Linked DNA regions of Homo sapiens: regions 2 and 3 are each linked to region 1. Evidence: chromatin loops called from intact Hi-C (ENCODE). Cell type or tissue: dorsolateral prefrontal cortex. All regions are shown on one strand.

Region 1 (8,000 bases):
CTGAATGGATTGAGACCTGTCTCAGATACCTTTTGGTTTACAGCACCTTTCTGGTTGGCCTTATTAAGTGAGAAGCTCACCATTCTTTGGTTCTCATGGCACCTGGAAGGGTGGCCATACCTTGTGCTTTGCTGGGGACTGGGTCAGTGGGTGCCTGCTGTCTTAATTGTTAATACTCTCCCATTTCACTCTCAGATGTGACCTTCTTTGGAATGATAAGTCTTCTGTTTAATCACAGATGCTCTTGTTTTTCTTTGCGTCATCAGAGATTTCAGAGAAACTACACTCCTGTTTCATAGAAACAATGCCTGTCTTAACCTTATCAAATTGCTTAAGGTGAGCTTCAGAATCCACAGCACAGAAATTATACCAGCTTCAAAATAATAGCTGGAAGGCCATTGCCAACTCCTTTTTCTTTCCTCCCCCTCTCAATATTAGGTTTTTGAGAGTCATTGTCTTACCGTGTAAACCTTTGGTTTTTTGAAATGCCCACAAGCGCCACGGTGTGCCAGGCAACCCGAGGACAGTTCACACAGCTGTCTATAGCAGGACAGCTTTGAATTTTCCAGATCATTCCTAAACTTTTTTTTTCACCGCAGTAGCCACCCACTCTCTAATTTTCCTGTTTCTAGATGTCCTTTAGGTATTGCGGGTTTTGTGCCATTGATTTTCTATAATAGGAAATTCAATATTAAGTAAGAGTTGTCATATAGGCATTTCAGCTTTGTGGCTCTCTTGCCTTCTCTTCCACTTTTAATCCCTAAAAGTAAAGTTCCCCAAGCCTTGCACCTAAGCCTCTAATTTGCCTCACTGATGACATTTATGCAGCTGTCCCTCTGGAGATTCTGAGTGTCACAATATCCTTAAAAGCAGAGCTTCTCCTTCACTGGGAGTTTTTGCTTTATTTATAAGAGCTCAACAATGTGGAATCAGAATTCTTTGGACTCTCTTTGTTTCTGTCTACCTGCTTGTCTGTCTCCATCTGTTTGTCTTGTCCCTCAATGGAATGCTGTGATATTATGATATTCTGTCTTCAACTCCATGTCCTGACATACAACTCCTAAAATCCTTGAAATCTTCAAAGTGATAAGTATCTTTTTGTATCCTAATGAGATGACTGGTGGCTGGCAGCCCCTGGGTAGCTTCTGGATGGGGTCTGTTCATCAAAAAGACCAAGGCAGGATTAGAGGGCTGTGCAACTAAGTAGAATCACACAGTAAACTGCCGTTGATAATGTAGATGTCAGGTGTATTAATGTGAATAAAATGAAAGAATAGCCTAATTTAGATTTGCCCCAATAATTTGTGTGTGTGTGTGCGCGCACACGGGTGCACGCATCCTCAACCTCATGAGAGGGGAGAAGGGCTGAAGGGTGAGTTGATCACCAACAGCTGATGATTTAAACACTCGTGCCTATGTAATGAGGTCTCCATAAAGGCCCAAGAGAATAGGGCTCAGTGAGCTTCTGGGTAGCTGAACATGTGGAGGTCCCTGGAGGGTCACGTGCCAAGTGAGGGCATGGAAGCTCCACACCGTATGCATCTCTTCATCCATATCCTTTGTAATATCCTTTATAATGAACTAGCAAATGTAAGTAAATTTTTCCTGATTTCTGTGAGCCACTCTAGCAAATTAATCGAACCTTAGGAGAGGGGGGTCTTGGGAACCCAGATTTATAGCTGGTCAGTCAGAAGCACAGGTAAACCAACCTGGGGCTTGCGACTGGCATCAGAAGTGGGAGTCAGTTGGGGGACTGAGCCCTCAACCTGTGAAATCTGATGCTATCTCCAAGTACATAATTGTGTGGAATTGAACTGGAGGACGCCCAGCTGGTGTCTTCTGCAGAACTGATTGCTTGCTGGTTATGTGGGGGAAAACTCTCACACATTTGGTCACAGAAGTCTTCTGTATTGGTTGTTGTGGGATGAGAACAGAGGAAAAACAGTTTGTGTTGTTTTCACTAAGAACTGCTCTTCTCAGTCACTAGTATTTATTGAGCTTACATCTTAAAATCAGTATTCTTTTAGACACCACTGAGGAAGTAAAACATAAGATCTTATGGTCAGGCACTTTGGTCCACACCTATAATCCCAGCACTTTGGGAGGCCCAGGTGGGCAGATCACTTGAGGCCAGGAGTTCGAGACCAGCCTAACCAACATGGCGAAACCCTGTCTCTACTAAAATTATTAAAAATTTAGCCAGGCGTGGTGGTACATGCCTGCAATCCCAGCTACTTGGGAGGCTGAGGCATGAGAATCATTTGAATTCCGGAGGCAGAGGTCGCAGTGAGCCGAGATCACACCACTGCACCCTAGCCTGGGCAACGGAGCGAGACTCTGTCTCAAAAACAAAACAAGGCTGGGCGTGGTGGCTCACGCCTGTAATCCCAGCACTTTGGGAGGCCCAGGCAGGTGGATCACGAGGTCAGGAGATTGAGACCACGGTGAAACCCCGTCTCTACTAAAAATACAAAAAAATTAGCTGGGCGTGGTGGTGGGCGGTAGTCCCAGCTACTCGGGAGCCTGAGGCAGGAGAATGGTGTGAACCCGGGAGGCGGAGCTTACAGTGAGCAGAGATCGCACCACTGCACTCCAACCTGAGTGACAGAGCAAGACTCTCTGTCTCAAAAATATATATATATATATATTTTATCTGGGGGCATTTGTAGTCCCACATTATATGAATATAGAAATATGCAATATCTTATTTATTTTGATATTCTAAATAACAAAAGGAGGTAGTGAAATGTTGACACCTTTCCAAAAGGGATACACTGTTAAAAATGTTCAGAAACACTCAAGTCAAAATAAATAGTACCTATTTCTGGGGAAAAAGTAGGTACTAGTCACAAAATACAGACGAACAGAAGAGAAAAAAATGCTTCCAATGAGGGGAGATGGTAACAGTTTCATCAAATACTATAAGCTTCTTTGAGAGCAGTGCTTTTCATCTTTGGTCCTCGGGTTGCCTGGCACAGCTTGGGGCTTGTGGTGAAGGTGACCTATGACCACTGGTTTTTAATACTTACTGTGTACACTGTCAGAGGTAGGTGTGCCCCTACAACCCCCTGATTGTATCTCAGATCTTCCTTCATAGTGTGAAGGCTATGTAGCGAATCCCTCCTGTGTCCACTATGAAAAGTGAGCCATGGCTTCCTAAAGGACCAAAATCTCAGGAATTTTCCGACTGACTTCAATTCTGCTTCCCAGCAAGGCCTGGCTTAGCTCTGTTTTGTCACCTATTATATTTATATTGTCGCTTGGCCCAGGACAATAGGTATAAATAAGACAAGTGTCTTCTAAGTCCTGATTTCAAACCTCCTCCCTACTTCTCCACCCTCCCAAAAACATGGTTGAATAATCAACATTTCAGACTCATGGAGGAAGTCGATTCCACTGCAGGGTTAGTTACAGGAAGCCTTTGCCCTCCTAGGGATCAGAACCAAGTTAGCAGTGATTACCGTTTTAACCTGTTAACTATGGGATTTGAGCTCTGGACATAGCCGGGAGGATCTCAGAGTTCTATTTCCTTTTAAGAGTGGGTCTAGATTCCCCACCAGAGTCGGTTCTTAGGAAGGGAAGAAAATGGCAATATTTTAACTTATGGAACTACTATATGTAATTCCATCACTGGGTAAATGATTGGAAATACCAAGCAGCTAGACTTTGTTGATAAAAACCTTATAAATACATGGTGACATTGTGACAAAAAGGGGGCAAAGTTTATAGTTTAGAAATCTATAAATTAGTGTTTATAGATTAATTATAATAAATAAATTAGTGTTTTCCAAAATTAGCATGTTAATGGTAAATTGGGAACCCACATAGCTGTCTTAAATTTAAGTTGGTTTTGTTCTCTTTGTTTTTGTTAGAACGGGAAGTTTCTCTAGGAAGGAATGAGCATGTGATTCCACCAGCAGCCGGCAGGTGGCAATAGTAGGCAGTAGAGTGCTGGCTTTTCTTCCCCATTGCCTGGCTGGCAGATGGCCTTGTTCTCAGAATAAACTGGGATCAGATTTGGATACTAAAACCATGCAGAATCTGATTATTTGTGACTGACACTATTAGCAATGTGCTCAGAGCCGTGTTTTAACTCAGCTAGGGGGAGCTGCCAGGTCCTATTGAAACTACCCAACACTTGCTCCTTTCTGCTACCAGATATTGCTTTCCTTTTGCAACCTGAAATTGGTAGGAAACAAAGAATGACCTTGGAGTTGCATCATCTATGAGACTTTCAAACCAAATTATTACCATCCCGGGCAATATTTTTCTCTTGCACTTCTTTCCTGCTGAATTAGTCTCATTGCACACACATCTCTGTTTGCCTTTTTTTTTTTTTTTTTTTTTTGAAACGGAGTTTCTCTCTTGTTGCCCAGGCTGGAGTGCAATGACGCGATCTTGGCTTGGCGCGATCTGGGCTCACCGCAACCTCCACCTCCCGGGTTCAAGCAATTCTCCTGCCTCAACCTCCCGAGTAGCTGGGGTTACAAGCATGCGCCATCACACCCGGCTAATTTTGTATTTTTAGTAGAGACGGGGTTTCTACGTGTTGGTCAAGCTGGTCTCCACTGCCCGACCTCAGGTGATCTGCCTGCCTCGGCCTCCCAAAGTGCTGAGATTACAGGCGTGAGCCACCGCGCCCGGCCCTCTGTTTGCTTTCTCGGCTCCCGTTTCTCCTTGCAACAAGGAGCAAAATAAAATCCCACATCTTAAAAACTGGATCCATTGTTTGATTTAAAGATTAACCTCGCTTAAATGTTGTGTTTAAGCAGACACAACAGAAGATAACTCAGTCCTGCTACCTAGAAAGTTGCCCTGCAAGGTCTTCAGGACTATTGATTAAGCAGATAAATCAATTATCTTGTTAATTGAATCTTAAGAGTCATTTAATCGATCCTTTTAGACCATACTTGAATGATAGTATATGCATGTGTTTTGCTAATCAGTTTATTCTAGACACAGGGCTCGGGGTTCATTGACAGCAAAAATAGGGAGATATTCTAAATCAGTCCTTGCTTAGCACAAAGCAGTAAGCAGTTTTTCCCGTGGTTTCATTGATTTTTGTAAAAATACCAAAAACTTGAGGTTTTTAAGAAAATACTTCCATGTTTTTATTTATTATGTAGAATATTAAAAACTTAATCTAATCTGAAAGGTGAGGATTTGAAGAAAAAAGGTAGATAATGCAATGGTAAATGTATCTTTATTGACTTAATATATCATGTTTGCTCTGATAGTAAAAGAACCACCCAGATGGTCCTTTAATGTTCCTTTCAGTACTAAGATTTTGTGAAACATCTTTTAAAGAGGAGTAGGTGGTGTATGTAGGGAAAAAATAAATGTGCTATTTTGGCTTCTAGGGAGGAGGGGGAGGGAAGCAATTATTTTTAGAATATGTTCTAGTTGCACACGGTTTTAGAAGAAATAGAAGAGTGTGTTTTAACGACAGTGAATCCTTCAGGGGGATGAAGTCTATGGAAACACGTCTTTCAAATCCTTCCCACCATGATCCCAGAGAGGACACTTGTAATTAAAGTGTGTGTGTGCACATGTGCATGTATGCACACTTATGTTCCCACACAAATGTGGGGGAGGGAAGTGGCAAACGCATGCACATGTTAGCAAAGTTTCTTGGATTAAAAAGTACTTAAGTTCACTCTTTATGAGAAAGTGCTGCCAAATTTAGCATTCCTTATTCAGGGGGAGCTACAGAGGGAATGTAGCTGAACGTAGAAAAAGGTGAAAGAAATAATGAAATCAGTTAGAAAAAAAATATTGAGTCACACTATTAATATAATACCAAGGGGTTAAATGGGTAAGCTAACTGGAATGTTTCCCCCAAAGTTAAAGCAGAAAAGTTTTAGTGCTGAGCTCTTTACCTTGATTTTTTCCCCTAAGCATTACATAATTTTCTAAGCAGAATTTCTTGTGATAGAAACCATGATAAATAATGTACCTACCTGTGGTGTAGCCCGAACTTGCTTAACTGAGTCCCAAAGGAATTTGTTGCCGTGGACGGCCCTGTTACGTGGACTTTTTGCACCATAACGTTTCTACCTTTTGGATCATACTAGTGGTTTGATCAAGTCTATCAAACAAACATCATTCACATTCTAGTCTATAGACAGTATACAAGCAGTAGGTGTTCAGATAATTTTTTGAGATGAAGTCTCGCTCTGTTGCCCAGGCTAGAGTGCAGTGGTGTGGTGCGATCTTGGCTCACTGCAACCTCCGGCTCCCGGGTTCAAGCAATTCTCCTATCTCAGCCTCCCAAGTAGCTTGGACTATAGGTGCACACCACCATACCCAGCTAACTTTTTTTGTATTTTTAGTAGAGACAGGGTTTCATCATGTTGATCAGGCTGGTCTCAAAATCCTGACCTCAGGTGATCCACCTGCCTGAGCCTCCCAAAGGGCTGGGATTACAGGCATGAGCCACCACGCCCGGCGTTTTCAAATAATTTTTAATAAATATTGTCTTTCAGCCTTTTAGGTATTCAAGCAAATATTGATTCTGACAGTGAAAAAATAGTCTCTGTAGCTGAGCAGTTCCTTTTGATGTATTGGATGCAGACTCTTTATCAACTTATATAATTCAGTAAAATATGTATCTATCATAGTATCAACTTTATATGCGTTCTTTAAATGCAAAAAAAGTAGCAATTCCATCCACAAACCCCTTAGTAGGGTTTGGGGTTCTGTTTTTATGGGTTTTCTTGGAGGTTAAACAGGCATCTTGATGTTTTCCTTCTCCTCTCTTCTATTTGCTTGAGATAATTCTTCCCACCTGACACCCGTGCCCCTCCTCCTCATCCTCCAGCCTTCTACCAGTCTTGTGTAGGTTCTGATAACCATTCTTGGCAGTCAAGCATTTTAATTGAAGCATGGGTTTCTGCTTAATTATTATCTCAGCGAGCGTTGGCATTGTAAGCTTTTCATTTGTGAATTGTGGAATCCATTTTTCATATTAAGGCAGAGGTAAGGGGAGAGGCAGATAAAAAAAATTTAAAATTTATTTCTTCATTTGTCCATTGAACAGATATTTATTAAACTACCATTTACCTGGCCTAACCTAGGTGTTGAGGGTCTAAGATGAGCAAGAAAGGCCACCGCTCTCAATGTTGAAGCTTCTGGGCTGCGGGAAGGGTCCAGATATCCTACTAAGCCCCTCACACATGCCAGCTAATTTAGCCTTACGACAGTCCTTTAAGAAAGCTAATTTATACACAGTTGAAGTAAATGTTAAAAATCCCACATAGTCCTTTGAAGTTTGCCCCATGCTTGATGCTTCTGCAGCTTTTGCTGCTGCTGTTCACTCCCATATTGAAGTGTTTCCTCACTTGTTTATAAACCACTACATCCCCCAACACATATTCCTACCTCCTCCCCGTGGCTCTCCAGTTCCCCTCCCGCAATCTCTTACCCAGCTCTCTCCCAGTGTGTTGGTCTCTCCCAAGTCCTGGCTTTGTGTTTTTTCTCTATTTACTGGTTTTTGTTGTTATTTTGTTTTTGTTTTTGAGACAGGGTCTCGCTCTGTCACCCCGGCTAAAGCACAGTGGCATGATCATGGCTTACTGCAGCCTCGAACTCCTGGGCTCAAGAGATCCTCTGTCCTCAGCCTCCCAAGTAGCTAAGACTACAGGCATGTGCCACCACACCCAGCTAATTATTTTTTATAGAGATGGGGGTATCACTATGTTGCCCAGGCTGGTCTTGAACTCCTAGCCTCAAGTGACCTCCTGTCTCTGCCTCCCAAAGTATTGGAATTACAGGCGTTAGCCACCGTGCCTGGCTTCCATTTGCTCTTTAACCAATATGATATCCCTAAGCTCAAGCTCTTCTGTTTCCAGTTTCCCATTGGTGATTTACCCTTTTTATGTTACCATCTCTGGCCCCTAGAGCAAAGCAGTTGCTGGTAAATGCTGGGGTCTTGACTTCTCTCCCCCTTTTCCATGAGGAGTCTGGTTGAAGCAGCTGAGCTCTAACTCTGTGGGATTCTC
Region 2 (8,000 bases), 270 kb after region 1:
TAGGAGAGCTAATAGGTCCATATGTAAAGAAATCACATTTTGTTTTATAATGCTGTTAGTCTACAAACAGCACAAAAGAAAACAAATAAAATCCAGTCCTAGATACAATTTTCAAAATATGACGAAAGAAAATGAGCTCTAAAATACCTTAGAAGTAGTGGGTCTAAAATTTAAAATACAATAGAGAAGAATTTTAGGTTAAATATCACCCCCAACAACATCATTCCTTATAAAATAATGCTGCTACTACTTACTAGGTGGCTTTAGCACTGCCTTGAACTGTGATTGTCAGAATAGGTATCCAGGTTCCCCTATATTCAAATGCTGGTAGCAAAGTAACACCTCCACCAATCCCCACCATTCCTGAGTTAGCTGGTGCTGAGACTGAGCCACCTAAATTATTGTTTCCTGTTAGAGAAGAAGGGAAAAAAAGAAAAGACACTAATTTACTACTTGACTACAAATCAGTAATAGTCAAACACCTGGCCAATCTTTAAAAAAAATTTCTGTGCTATCAGAATGGGTATTGCAGAAATAAATGAAATTTATCAGTACTACTTTGTCTATCAGAGAATGTTCCTATTTCCCTAAAATACCATTTCCCTTTTTAAAATAAAAGCTGCTAGGGGAAGTAAAAATGCTGATAAATGTTTAGCCTTTCATTAGACCACTTTTTATCAGAAGTGGGAATAAAGTATACAAAACCATCACTCAGTACAAAGTGGAAGAGAAAGAAGGTAAAGGGAAACAACAAACCATACAGATTCCCAAACTCCAATGACCATGTTAACCCCTTTAAGAGAGGGACTAAGTCTTCCTAAGGTGGTAACCATCTAGACTCTTCAAAGGGAGTCATCAAATAAAGGTTCTTTTAAAATGAAGATTAGCATCTAAACTTTTGTTCTTATGTGATCAGAGAAACTGAAAGTATGTCAGAGAAGAAAATCTATTCTGGAAAAAAGAAACACAACTGCTTCATTGAGATCAGATTATTCTTTCAGTGCAATTCTTTACTACCAACATGTTTAGGTAACCCAAATTTCTCTAGTCACAGAATTTCATAATATCCTCTCAGAACAGTCAATACTGTAACTTACGGCAGAATATAAGAAACAAAATTATGAATATGTTTTTACCAGCTTGGTTGCTTGTTGCAGGATTTCCAGTAGGGGGGACAAGAAACAAGGACTGTATAAAAGATCCCAGTGCATTTACAATATCACGAAAAACCTTGGTAGAATGCTGTTTCATATCATAGGACTGACAAAATGACCTGTAAAATAATTTAAAAGGTTTTTGGGAAAAACATTTGAATATATTAAAAACTGTAAACCTTTTTATAGCAAGTGATATTACTATAAGAGTTACCAAACTATACTAAAACATTCTTCATTACAACTCAGTAATTTTACCAATTTAGGACAAAGGTTCAGATAGAGGTCACAGTTCTAAAAAAATTATTTTGGCTATATTAAATCAGTAAATTCAGACTGATGTCTATCACTCACCACATGTGTTTACCTCACAGTTCTTTTCCACATCTACACGCCCTACCCGTCCTTATAGATACAATACCCTATTTTCTTTGTTTAGAAATCACTAATATTGGGAATAAATACCAAAAGTCTTCTGACTAGTTTATTAACCTATTATAGGTTAGTTTACAGGTTAATAAACATTAACCTATCTATTTAACAAACTATTGCTGAGGTTTTACCTTAATAGTTGAGGCTGCACACAGAATCTGTGTATTGATTCCACCGCAACAGCTCGTAGCCACTGTGGTTTATCTGCATCCAGAAATTTCACCAGAAGTGACAGAAATATCTCACATTCAGTTACCTAAAAATATATGATTTTTAATACTATTTCTTTGAATCAAAGAGAAGAATTATAGACTGTGTTCTTATTCTTAACTTAGTGCTATGGACAAACCAATAAAATCTTTTAGATTAGAAATCAAACTCTTAATGGGGAGTGGAGAAACAGAGAAAGGAAATGTAGTTATACATGGAAACATTAACAGTAAAAATAATCACAGTGTTTCTCTAAATATATACCTGAAAACATTAGTAATCTGCTAATACGGTTAATCCTTTATCCTTGCTCTTTAGAAAGCAGATAATACCATCATGCCATCTCCATTTCTAAAAACTGCCAGACAGCATGTACCACATAAACTGCTGACAGGATGCACGTTCTACTCTTCAGAGCAGTTTTTTCCATACTTTCTTTTGCTACTAAAGAAACAAAGAGGCAAGCCAAAGGGTGCTTAGTATAAATTTTATAGTAGAAAAATAAGGAGGAACCTATAGCAGTTGACAGATGTAAAGTATATAACTATTAGAACAGGGCCTGTACTGCTAATTAAGTATTAATTATCATTACTGTTGTTGCTAATATAGACCATTTCTCAGCAAGCTCTTTATAAATAAATAATGTTCAAGGCACACCCAAGGCATTAATCATTACATGTCTGATAACTGAATGAACAAACAAAAGCTAACCCGTTCATCCAAAGGTAAATGGATTGTTTTTGTTACTTATTAATTGACAATACAGCAGGACCTCTGGGAGGTAAAAATTAAGCTGACATGGTGATTATTAGGCCAAACTGATTCTTGCTACTAGGTACAGCAAGTTATTGGATGTTTTAGCTGGGGTATCTCAAAATGAGTGAACCATAATGTGAGACAAGAAATTTGGGGAAATATAGTAGCCCTCAGGCTTTTAGTGCAAAGTCTTAGCTGCTAGTATTTTCTAATGCCTTTCAGTATCTTTAACTGGATGCTTAAAAAAAGGACATAATCATAATGACACAGTAGGAGGAATAACTAAAAACAACATTATCATTTAGACTGCTAATGACTGGGTAAGTATATGCAGAGGCTTGTCATTGTCCTAAACATGATAAAGCTTAGTTTAAAGGAACTAGATCAGGAGTCAGGTGGCTCAACTTCTTTATCCAGCAACCTTGTGCGTAAGGACAAGCATGGTTGCCTTTCTTATAAATAAAGGATGAAAATATCTACATCTTTCTGGGAAATCAAATGAGAAAAATGTAAGAATAAAAACATCCCCTAAACATGACAAAGTGCCATGCAAATGAATAGGGCATTATTTTTTCTAAACAAAATGACACCTCTTTAGAGGAAGAACTGAGAAAGAAAGACCCATGCTAGTGACTCATTGGACAACAGCTCTATCTACTGGAGGGTTTGAATATTAGTAAGCCCTTCAACAAGTGCAATATCAGCTTTACAAGTGGCATAAGTGGCATATAAGTGTGTGTGAATGAATTTAAGGTTCATCAGCTAAGCTTTGAGGCAAGAATACAAAGGATCTCAGAAACATCAAGTATATTACAGCCGAAGGAATAACATTATAAAACTTGCCTTGAAAGCATATCATTTTTTCTCTATGACACAATGACTATAACACAAACCAATTATTTATCAATTTATACTGGAACCACTAAAATCTTATGATTTGGGTAAAAAAGAGAGGCTCTCTCCTGAAGTCTAGAACCTTGTTCTCCTTTTGTTTCTTCTTGTCAAGTGTGAAAGTTTGAGCAGAGAACTAGTGTTGAGAGCACTGAACACTGAACAAGGGCCTCAATGGAGAAAACCTACTATGAATCTGTTAAGACTTTCCCCCAAGTGGCTGCACTTATAAGGAAACAGGTATTAAGATTAGCACTTATGGTATAAATCCAATTTTTGTGACCCAGATATGTCATAAACTCCACTATACCAACATGAAGGGTGATGAATGTTTTTGAACTCCTGTAGTACTTTGGTAGTAGATTATTATCTAAACGTCAAGAGACATCTGATGGCTTAAGATGAATCAAAGTTACTGAGGTAGACATTCTAATCTCAATATCACATAGATATCTATTAAAGAATCCTGTATGTAAGAGTTGACTTGGCAGACAATGAAGAAAATCTGGTAGCACATTCATGTAGGAGTCTATTTGTCAGGAGCTTGTCCGAGTTAACAACCTTGGAGCTAATAGATTTGGTAGTGATGAGATCTTTTGTTAGAGAAATGTCTGTGAAGAAGTAGAAAATTAGTTTGGACAAGGCAATTTAGCCTCATTGATTCCTTTCTAAAAACAGTAAGTCAAGGGCAGAAAAGAGATATGCTAGCCTCTTTTTTTTTTCTCTTTTGAGACAGTTTCACTCTGTTGCCCAGGCTGAAGTACAGTGGCTCAGTCTTGGCTCACTGCAACCTCCACCTCCTGGGTTCAAGTGATTCTTGTGCCTTAGCCTCCTGAGAAGGTGGGATTACAAGCCACCATGCCCAGTTAATTTTTGTATTTTTAGTAGAGATGGGGTTTCGCCATGTTGGTCAGGATGGTCTCGGACTCCTGACCTCAAGTGATCCACCCGCCTTGGCCTTCCAAAGTGCTGGGATTATAGGCGTGAGCCACCACACCCAGCCACTAGCCCCTTATAATTAAGTTTCATAAATTCCTTAAGGGTACTTGTTTAAGGAATATGTGGGTACACATCCTAAGTGATTCAGAGAGCAGAAAAGCACCTACCTTGGATGACAGAAAGGGAAAATAATATAGTATAGTAGCTATTAATATACCTAATGAGTGAGAAATTCTAATTTCTAAATTCTAATGAGTGATAAATTCTAATATACCTAATGAGTGAGAAATTCTAATTTCCTCTAGTCACTCTAGATGTATTAACAGAACCTTTAAAGATTAATTATCTTCACCCTTGAACTACCTGATAGAGTGAGATAACCTGGTGAATACTGGGAAGCACATAATTCTCTAGGGTAGTCATTCCCAAAGTGTGGTCCCTGGGCCCCTTAGGAGTCCCTGAGACCATTTCAGGTGGTCTGCAATTTCAGACTTATTTTCATAATAATATATTATTTGCCATTTTCAATGCACGTGGGCCAAATGGCTGGTGCCTTAGCAGAAATCAAGGCAGTAACCCCAAACTGTACTAGTGTCATTGGATTCTTCACTGCCACGTATGATTTTAAAAAACAAAAATGGTTTTACTTAAGAACCATAATAAACGGGCCGGGCAAGGTGGCTTATGCCTGTAATCCTTCCACTTTGGGAGGCTGAGGTGGGTGGATCACTTGAGGTCAGGAATTCAAAACTAGCCTTGCCAACACAGTGAAACCCCGTGTCTACTAAAAATATTTTTAAAATTAGCCAGGCATAGTGGCAGGCACCTGTAATCCCAGCTACTTGGGAGGCTGAGGCAGGAGAATCGCTTGAACCTGGGAGGCAGAGGTTGCAGTGAGCCGAGATCGCGCCACTGCACTCCAACCTGGGCAATGAGAGTGAAATTCCATCTTTAAAAAAAAAGATTAATTTTTTTTTTAAAAAAGAGCCATAATAAACAAAACTAAAATAAAAATAAAATAGATTGATTTTGTTAAATCTGACCCATAAGTACATGTCTTTTTTTTTTTGAGATGGAGTCTCAAAAAAAATAATATCTTTACATATTATATAATATATAATTATATATATATATTATTATACATATAATATCTTATATACTTTGGATATTTTGGTGCCTGCCACCACACCCGGCTAATTTTTTGTATTTTTTAGTAGAGATGGGGTTTCACCAGGTTGGCCAGGTTGGTCTCAAACTCCTGACCTCAGGTGATCGGTCTCCTAAAGTGCTGGGATTACAGGCGTGAGCCACTGCGCCTGGCCAAGTACATGCCTTTTTAATGTTCCTTGTGACAAAACAGGAAGTACACATGAAGCGTTTTTACTGTGTATCAAAGTACCATCATTGTTGGAAGAAAAGCATAGCTGTGAACTGAGCTAGTCTTTTTACCCTGTGGAATAACATTTTCACTGAAAAAGCAAACAGTAAATCATGATTATTTACATTTGTATATACTGTACAAACAGTTTCTCAAAAATAAAGTACGCCTGTCACTTTAGGGTAAACAACTGACAGTGTTTGTTGCCAATAATAAAATTTGAGCTTTCAAACAAAAATCAGAATTTAAAAAAACTTGTATCTACCCTATAACCTAAGACTCTTCTGATATATGGTGGTGATATTAACAAATGTAATATTTGCAGGAAGTGATAACATTTGGAATATCTACACAACTAAAATACATGATGTTACAAAATCATGCATGACTAAAAGATCCATTTGAAATGTAAGACCAATGAAATGAATTTTACTGTAACACAGTATAAAAACGTTTCAGATCCTAGACCTGTAAGAAAGTGTCGGCAGGGTGTGGTGGCTCACGCAGTAATTCCAACACTTTGGGAGGCAGAGGCGGGCAGATCACGAGGTCAGGAGATCGAGACCATCCTGGCTAACGGGGTGAAACCCCGTCTCTACTGAAAATACAAAAAATTAGCCGGGCGTGGTGGCAGGCGCCAGTAGTCCCAGCTACTCAAGAGGCTGAGGCAGGAGAATGGCATGAATCCAGGAGGCGGAGTTTACAGTGAGCCGAGATCACGCCACGGCACTCCAGCCAGGGTGACAGAGCGAGACTCCGTCTCAAGAAGACAAACAAAAAAAGAAAGTGTACCGTTTGGTATAGTATCAAAGAAGAATATCCACCATTATTATCTAAAAAGGCCATTAATATAATTCTGCCTTTCAACTACATGTCTTTATGAAGCCAGATTTTCATCGTTATGTGTCAACCCAAAAAAAATCACAACAGAATGAAGACAAAAGATATGAGAATCCAGCTGTCTCCTATTAAGCCAGACATTCAAGACATTTACATTTGGAAAACGTAAAATAATTTTTTCTTTAAAACATAATTATTTTTCATAAAAATTTATGTTAACATGTAATAGGTTTAGTATCATTTCAGCTTTAATTCTTAATAAAGTAAATAATGATAGAAATAACTCACATGCACAAAAGCTCCTAAATATTTTTTAAGAATATAAAGGGGTCACTGTTTTCATAGGGCATTCAACATGATTTATTTATTTTGGGTCCTGATACCTCTGTCTTGGATCCCCAAGTGTCACTCCCTCCCAGCATTCCCCTCTCACCACCCACCCCCAGTATCACTCAGCTGAGGCGATTTCAGGGACTAGTAGGGACACAAAGGGCTGAATGATTGGAACGGTGGTGTGCTGCTAGAGGTGGCAGACAGCCAGGGCGTCCCCAGTGCCTTTCTGCTCTGGAACATTCTGTGACCCGTCGGGGTGTTTTGAATGGTAGCACCCCCTCTTCCACATGGTTATTTATTAAATGACCACTTCCTGTTGCAAAAAAAGTAATAAAAGAGTATAAAGCAGTCTTGAGACTAAAAAGTATAAGAATTATTCCTCTAGTATGTCTTCTAGGAGATGTACCATTTCCAGGTTTAAATAAAGAAAATACAGAGAAATAAGAGAGAGGCATCACACATCAACCATATATAGCTTGCCCCCCAACTACCAGGCATCTAACTTTTGCCCTTGAAGAAACTGTAGAATGCCTAATTTTTTCTAAGCTAAGATGTCCCAATGTAGCCAATTACAATACTGAGGAATTACTTTCTTATATATATCTGAAAATCTCAACTTTGCCAACTCAGTCCTAGAGTTCCTTATTAGGAACCAATGTTTTACCAGTTGATCATCACCCACAGTTCACAAGTAAAGCAGGAAAACAGGCCTTCCTCTTCCTTTAGGCAGTAACTTTCCATTTTTTTCTGTTGCTGGCTGTGCTGTCATTTGTCCCACGTTGTCCCCCTACACCCCCACCAATTAAAGGGACAAAGGTCAAAATATGGAGAATGTTATAGAAGCAATACAAGAAACTTGGCACTGTCAGCCTTGGAGAAAGAAAAAAAAAGAGAGCGAGAACTAAGAAAACAGCGAAGTAGTAAAGTGTAGTGGGGTTAAAAGTGTGTTATGGAGCCTAAAAAATTAGTTAACACCCCAGTGTTGCAGCTTATAAACTGCATCATCTCAGGCAAACTATATAAGCATCCTGGTCCTCATTTTCTCAGCTATAAAACTCAAATATGAA
Region 3 (8,000 bases), 360 kb after region 1:
CCATAAGCTAGCAGAAGAAAAGAAATAACTACAATCGAAGCTGAACTGAATGAAATTGAGACCCCAAAATTCATACAAAACATCAACAAAACCAAAAGCTGGTTCTTTGAAAGGATAAACAGGACTGATAGACCACTATCTAGATTATCAAAAGAAAAAAAAAGAGAAGATCCAAATAAACACAATCAGAAACAACAAAGATGACATTACAACCAATTCCACAGAAACACAAATGATCCTCTGAGACTATTATGAACACCTCTATGCATACAAACTAGAAAATACAGAAGAAATGAATAAATCCTTGGAAACACACAATCTCTCAAGATTGAACCAAGGAGAAATTGAAAACCTAAACAGGGCAATACTGAGTTCTGAAATTGAAGTAGTAATTTAAAAATCAACCAATTAACAAAAGCCCTGGACCAGATAGATTTACAGCTGAATTTTACCAGATATACAAAAGAGAGCTGGTACTAATTCTACTGAAACCAATCCAAAAAATTGAGGAGGAGGTTCTCCTCCCTAACTCATTCTATGAAGCCAGCATCACACTGATACTAAAGCTAGACAAGGATAAAACAAATGAAGAAAACTACAGACCAATATTGCTGATGAACACAGACAGAAAAATCCTCAACAAAATACTAGCAAATTGAATTCATCAGTACATCAAAAAGTTAGATCAAGTAGGTTTCATTCATGGAATGCATGGTTGGTTCAACATACACAAATTAATACATATGATTCATCACATAACAGAATTAAAAACAAAAACCTTATGATCATCTTAATAGATGCGGAAAATGCTTTCTATAAAAGCTATAACTTCTATCTGATAAAAACTCTCAAGAAACTAGGCATCAAAGGAACATACTTTGAAATAATAAAGAGCTATCTATGACAAACCTACAGCCAACATCATACTGAATAGGCAAAAACTGAAAGCATTCCCTTTTGAGAACTGGAACAAGACAAGAATGGTCGCTCTTACTACTCCCATGCAACATAGTACTGGAAGTGCTAGCCAGAACAATCAGGCAAGAAAAAGAAATAAAAGGCATCCAAACAAGAAAAGAACAAGTCAAACTATATCTCTTCATGAATAATATGATTCTATACCCAGAAAACCCTGGAGACCCTGCTAAAAGGCTCTTGAAACTGATAAGCAACTTCAATAAAGTTTAAGGATACCAAATCAATGTACAAAAGTAGGTAGAATTTCTATACCCCAATAACATTCCAGCTGAGAGCCAAACCAAGAATGCAATCCCATTTACAATAACCACAAAAACAAACAATAAAATACCTAGGAACACATCTAACGAAGGTGGTGAAAGATCTCTATAAGGAGACTTACAAAACACTGCTAAAAGAAATAATAGATGACACAAACAAATGGAAAAACATTCCATGCTCATTAATTGGAAGAATGAACATCATTAAAACGGCCATACTGCCCAAAGCAATCTACGGATTCAAGTTATTCCTATCAAACTATCAATGTCATTTTTTTCACACAACTAAAAATACTATCCTAAATTTCATGTGGAAATTAAAAAGAGCCTGGATAGCCAAAGCAATCCTAAGCAAAAACAACAAAGCCAGAGGCATCACATTACCCAATGTCAAACTATACTATAAGGCTACAGTAATCAAAACAGCATGGTATTGATACAAAAACAGACACATAGACCAGTGGAACAGAATAGAGAACTAGAAATAAAGCTGCAAACCTACAGTCATCTGATTTTCAACAAAGTTGACAAAAATAAGCAATGGAGAAAGGACACCCTCTTCAATAAGTTGTGCTGGAATAGCTGGCTAACCACATGCAGAAGAATGAAACTAGACCCTTTTTTTATACCATATACAAAAATTAACTCAAGATGAATCAAAACTGAAATGTAAAACCCCAAACTATAAAAACCATGGAAGACAACCTAGGCAATACTATTCTGGTCATAGGAACAGGCAAAGATTTCATGATGAAGATGCCAAAAGCAATTATAACAACAGCAAAAATTGTCAAATGAGATCTAATTAAATGAAAGAGCTTCTGCACAGCAAAATAAACTATCAACATAGTGAACAGGCAACCTGCGGAATTGAAAAAAATTTTTTTGCAAATTATGTGCGTGACAAAGGCCTAATAGCCAGCATCTATAAGGAACTTAAACAAATTTACAAGAAAAAACCAAACAACCCCATTAAAAAGTGGGCAAAGGACATGAACAGACACTTTTCGCAAGAAGACATACATGCAGTCAACAATCATATGAAAGAAAGGTCACCATCACTGATAATTAGATAAATGCAAATCAAAACTACAATGAGACACCATCTCGCACCAGTCAGAATGGCTACTATTAAAAAGTCAAAAAAATAATTAGCCGGGTGTGGTGGCACACCCTGTAATCCCAGCTACTCGGGAGGCTGATGTGGGAGAATTGCTTGAACCCAGGAGGTTGAGGCTGCAGTGAACCGAGTTCGTGCCACTGCACTCCAGCTTGGGCAACAGAGAGAGACCCTGTCTCAAAAAAAAAAAAAAAAAAAAAAAGGGCCTGGCACAGTGGCTCACGCCTGTAATCCCAACTCCTAACACTTTGGGAGGCCAAGGCAGGCAGATCACAAGGTCAGGAGTTCGAGACCAGCCCGACCAACATGGTGAAACCCCCGTCTCTACTAAAAATACAAAAATTAGCCAGATGTGGTGGCATGCACCTGTAATCCCAGCTACTCAGGAGGCTGAGGCAGGAGAATCGCTTGAACCCAGGAGGCGGAGGTTGCAGTGAGCCGAGATCGCACCACTGCACTCCAGCCTGGGCGACAGAGCAAGACTCCATCTCAAAAAAAAAAAAAAAAAAGTAAAAAAATAACAGATGCTGTTGAGACTGTGGGAGAAAGGGGAGTGTAAATTAGTTCAGCCATTGTGGAAGACATTGTAGTGATTCCTCAAAGACCTAAAAACAGGACTACCATTTGACTCAGCAATCCCATTACTGGGTATATACCCCAAGGTATATAAATCATTCTATTATAAAAATACATGCACATGTATGTTCACTGCAGCACTATTCACAATAGCAAAGACATGGCATCAACCTAAATGCCCATCAGTGGTAGACTGGATAAAGAAAATGTGGTACAGACACACCATGGAATATTATGCAGCCATAAAAAAACCCCATGAGATTATGTCCTGTGCAGGATCATGGATGGAGCCGGAGGCCATTATCCTTAGCAAACTAACACAAGAACAGAAACCAAATACTACATGTTCTCATTATGAGACACATGGATACATAGAGAGAAAGAACACACACTGGGACTTATTTGAGGGCAAAGTGTGGGAGGAGGGAGAGGATCAGGAAAAATAATGAGTACAAGGCTTAATACCTGGGTGATGAAATAATCTGTACAACAAACTCCCATGACACAAGTTTACCTATATAACAAACCTACACATGTACCTCTGAACTTAAAATAAAAGTTAAATTTAAAAAAGAGACAGAGACAGCAGATCAGAAAGATAAACAGCAAAATATTAATGCTGGTTATCACTGGTTGGTGGGATATTAGACAATTTTTGCTTTTAACCGTGATCATTCAAATGCTTTATATTGAACCTGTACTGTTTTCAACATTAAAAAAAATACTCAGGTTTAAGAAGAAACTAAAAAATAAAAACAGAAAATTGAAGAATGCTCTTCTCTGTACTCTTAAAGCAAACAGGCCTGTTTGCCTTAAGAAAAGTTTAAAAAGCACAAATAAGAACTGTAAAAAGCACTGCAAATGTTAGATGATAAGGTATATGTTGTGTAGAAAGTGAAAATTGTATCTTTTATAAAACCATTATTAAACAAAGAAATACAATGTAAATTTCCTGGAAACATACCAGAAGCAAAACTTTTAAACAAAATTCTGAGCTGGGTTTGACTTCTAGGACTGCATGGGCCCCTATTGTAGCAGCTGTGAGTGCAGAAACCCAAAAGATCAGAGAGCAAGGTGATACCTGTGACTTAGCCCTTCAGTGTCAACCTGGACACATCCTCATAATAGCCCCATTCCCTAAAGGATGCGGTTCCCTGGATGGTCCAAAGTGGGACTTCAGCCTAGTCTTTACAGACTTTTTAAGCAAAAACTCAGGGAGGTTAAATAACAAGCCAAGGTTGCCCAGTTGGGGAGGCCTGATGTCTTGAGAATCTGTGTTTTCCCTACATCCCTGTCCTCAGTTGAGATTATCTGAGGAATGTAAAGGCAGAAATTTTTGTTACCTGGAGATTTGAAGAGAGACCAAATGTTTGTGGGAAAACGACAGTCAAATCGACCATCAAAATCAGTAGAAATGTATTCCTATTTACCAATTTTAACACGTTAATACCAATAATCATTTTTCTGTGCACCAATTGTATAGCTTAAGAATTTGAAGCTCCCGTACATCAAGTTGGAAGCACTTTTTCTTTAGTGAAGTCTTGGAAAGATCAGAATAACTGGGTTCACACAGCTGGACACTCCTGCCCCCTGCTGGCTAGAATTAACTAAAACCAGACGATTTTAAGTTAACTGTAGGAACAACACTTTGAAACCTCTCAACTTTTCTAATAAAAGATAGCCAGCTCTTCCCTTACTTTGACGGGTAAAGTTCTTAGTTTATTTTCTTCAAAAGAGAGAGAGAGGGAACAGCTTGCATTCTGCTTTTCCCTCCTCTTCCTCCATCTTGTTGCCTTGTCATAGCCTGCCCAAGTGCTGATTTGTTTCATTATATGGTAAGAAGATAAGGGCAGTGTGTTTATAATTCAAATGTAATCAACAGTTTAAAATAGTATCCAGTACACAGAAGGTGCTCAGTAAATGTTGAGCAAATAAGAAGCAGAGGCAAAGTTGGAGAGAAAGCTGGAGAGAAAGATTGAGAGACGAGGATAAGAAAGAGAACCTATTCTTTCATGGACTGTTTCTCCCCTCTATTTGGGAGAGATATTTATTTAAGAAATACTAATATCATCCTTAGTATGTGCCAGGCATAGGAAATAGGAACTCAGTTAAGTAGGCATAAACAGGCATTGTCCTAAGCACTTTACAAATATTCTTAGTCCTCATAATAAACCTATAAAGTGAACATTATTATATTTATTTTACAAATTCGGAGACTAAAGCAGGAAGATTAAGTGAAATTCCCCAATGTTTAATTGCTAGTATAAGTGATGGGGCTGAGATTTAATCCTAGGGAGTTTGGCTCCACAATTCACACTTTTAACCAGACACATGCTGCCTCTCCAAAAAATGCAAAGAGGGGAGAGCAGAGATAGGGGAGAGCACAGAGAGGGGAGAAAAATAGTTGCGGAAGAATTGTACCAATCTTTCCACATAAGTCACTTGCCTTCTGGAACATTGTTAGAGTGGGTTATTTCAAAAGACCTGTCTTCAAGTCTGACATTCTCTCTGCTGCTTGGTCTAGTCTATTGTTGAAGCTTTCAACTATATTTTGTATTTTATTTGAGGACTTCTTCAGTATCAGAATTTCTGTTTGGTTCTTTTTGTATATCTATCTCTTTGGTTAATTTCTCATTTATATCCTGAATTGTTTTTCTGATTTCTTTGTATTGTTTTTTTGAAATTCTCTTGTAACTTACTGAGCTTTTTTAGTATCATAATTTTGAATTCTTGGCCGGGTACAGTGGCTCACACCTGTAATCTCAGCACTTTGGGAGGCGGAGGCAGGCGGATCACTTGAGGTCAGGAGTTCGAGACCAGCCCGGCCAACATGGTGAAACCTCATTTCTACAAAGATACAAAAATTAGCTGGGTGTGGTGGTGCACGCTTGTAATCCCAGCTACTCAGGAGGCTGAGGTAGGAGAATCCCTTGAATCCAGGAGGTGGAGGTTGCAGTGAGCTGAGATCATGCCACTGCACCCCAGCCTGGGTGACAGAGCAAGACTCAGTCTCAAATAATAAATAATAATAATAGTATTGAATTCTTTTTCCAGGATTTCATGAATTTCTTTTTGATTGGGGTCTGTTGCTGAGGAATTATTTATTGTGTTCCTTTGGAGGTGTCATTTCCTTGCTTTTTCAAGCTTCCCTTATTCTTACGTTGATACCTTCTCAACTAGTGTAATAATCACTTCTTCCAGTTTTTTGAATTTGCTTTTATAGGGAAGACATTTTCCTGAGGAGTATCAATGGTGTTGGTTGGGTGGGGCACTTTGGCTTTGCTTCTGGATACCTGTGATAGTGTAGACTCTATGATTTCTTCAGCTGTTAACAGTTTCAGTAGTATTTTTGATTTCCTCAGTGGTTTAGGGTTGGGTTATTAGTGGAGGCTATGCAAAGTTTTGCTGAGGATAGGGAAGCCAAGTGGGCCGGTCTTTGGGCCCCAGTGGTGGCAGCAGTGGGCTGAGTATGCCTGAGCTGGGCCCTGGGCGAATGCTGGCTGATGTTAGCTGGACCAGACCCAGGCCAGTGGACCCTTGGACCTCCAGTAGCTTGCTTAGAGTCTGGTAGTGGCAACGGTAGGCTAGGCGGGCGAGCCCGCTCTTGGGTTTCTAGACAGTGGGCGTGGTGTGGGCAATGGCGGTAGCAGGAAGACCCTCTGGGTCCTGATCGGTGTGCACTGGTGTTGGCTGTGGCTGCGGTGCCGAGTCGCCATCCACAGCTCCAAACCTGCAGCTCTCAGGCCCTCCTGCTCTCTGATACAGCAGTGCCACAGCACCGTGCAGAGTGTGGGAGGGACCCCACCCCTCCCTTCATGTGCAAGCCCGGGCACGGAGGCCACAACTCCAATGGGGTAGTCACCCCTCACAGCCCCAGACAGGCAGCCCTCCAACCTGCCTGCCCTACCTCTGGGGGTAGCGGCAGTGGCTGTGCCTGCAGCGGTGTGCAGAGGGGAAGAGGTCTCACTCTCTACAGCGTTAGCACAAGGTGCAGATGCTGCTCGGCCTCTGGATGGGGACTTCTCTCTTCTCTTACAAAGCGGAGCAGAGTTTGTGCTGCCGCTGGGGGCAGAGTGACTTCTCACAGCCCCAGGAAAGGAAGCTTCGGGCTCTGGAAAACTTGCTCTGGTTTCTTTTGCAGCAGCTGCAGCCTTTCGTCCTTTCCTTAGGGAGTCGTACTCCCTGTGGGCTAGAGTACTGGAGCCCCTGCAGCACCTTTTGGGTCCAGCCAGCGCTGTACCATTGCAGCTGTCCAGTGGACACTGGGGAATGTCAGCAGGAGATCCTGGGATGTGGAGATACGGGGGCTGTGGTTCCCAGGGCAGGGTGCAGTCCCGTGGTGGCTGCACTCCTGCAATGGCACCTGCCGCAGCTCAGGTGGGGTGTGGTGAGAGACCCAGGGCGAGTTTCCTGTCTGGTGCATTGCCCTCTCAGGGTCTCCAAACTACCGCCCAAGCACCGCCTGGGTACCTCTGGGTGGGGGAGCTCCCCGCGCTTAGGATCGCAGCAGTTCGCTTAGGGATGCAGACGTCGAGCCCTCTCACTTACCCTCTCGCCGCAATACCGAGGCCCTCGGGGCTCCTAGCCCATTTCAGCAGAGCTGACTGCTCACTTTCTTTTCCTGAACCTTAGGTATTCCTCTGTTGGACTGTCTCCTAGATGTTCTATTCCAGGTGTGATGATCTATTCACAGGTTTGCTTCTTCTTTCTAGGAGGCGGGGGGTGTCTGACGTCTGTAGTCAGACATCTTGAACTGGACGATCCAGAGGACAGTTTTAATAAGGGAATGCTAATTCCTGGAAAACAGCAGAGTAGGAACTGCTAGGTTCCAAGCTTCACCATGTGTAAGCCCATTTTCTTGGGTAAACTTGCCCAGAGGGGCGTCTGGTCTCAGTCCAGTCCTGAGACATCAGGGGAGGATGGAGGAGGCTGTGGAGCTGAGCAAGTTCTCCAGGACACGGCGAACCTGCTTCCCCACTCAGACACAGCTGCGAAGCTGCCCTTCCTGTATTGTCACTCTGCAGCTCACCTCCTTGTTCTGGGATTCTGGGCAGGCGCTGTGGACA

The links. Peaks named below come from ENCODE experiments on the same cell type or tissue, not always from the same donor. Only the 100,000 strongest peaks of a DNase experiment are listed, where the experiment ranks them.
Region 2: a loop joins it to region 1, with 6 times the contacts of the local background. A loop is called at or near these places in 10 of 110 quality-filtered maps.
Region 3: a loop joins it to region 1, with 10 times the contacts of the local background. A loop is called at or near these places in 99 of 110 quality-filtered maps.

The regions. Positions count from the first base shown.
Region 1 is chr12:62,790,089-62,798,088 of GRCh38, reverse strand. The region is part of intron 3 of PPM1H (protein phosphatase, Mg2+/Mn2+ dependent 1H); the gene reads left to right. Among named protein-coding and RNA genes, the nearest start is that of PPM1H, 140 kb to the left of the region's middle. In dorsolateral prefrontal cortex, CTCF peaks have their summits at 3,721 and 3,929 (motif pointing right); a DNase peak (open chromatin) is centred at 3,948; H3K4me3 peaks cover 1,176 bases; H3K27ac peaks cover 3,061 bases.
Region 2 is chr12:62,518,357-62,526,356 of GRCh38, reverse strand. It overlaps MON2 (MON2 regulator of endosome-to-Golgi trafficking), which reads right to left. Exons shown (of 35, transcript NM_015026.3): 9 at 1,718-1,842; 10 at 1,137-1,273; 11 at 255-408. Among named protein-coding and RNA genes, the nearest start is that of MON2-AS1, 37 kb to the right of the region's middle. In dorsolateral prefrontal cortex, CTCF peaks have their summits at 1,424 and 3,205; DNase peaks (open chromatin) are centred at 6,446 and 7,126; H3K4me3 peaks cover 1,017 bases; H3K27ac peaks cover 4,968 bases.
Region 3 is chr12:62,434,843-62,442,842 of GRCh38, reverse strand. No RefSeq gene overlaps it. Among named protein-coding and RNA genes, the nearest start is that of MON2, 28 kb to the left of the region's middle. RefSeq lists an enhancer at 6,925-7,734. In dorsolateral prefrontal cortex, CTCF peaks have their summits at 4,295, 4,510 (motif pointing left), 6,838 and 7,038; DNase peaks (open chromatin) are centred at 4,512, 6,505 and 6,982; H3K4me3 peaks cover 1,513 bases.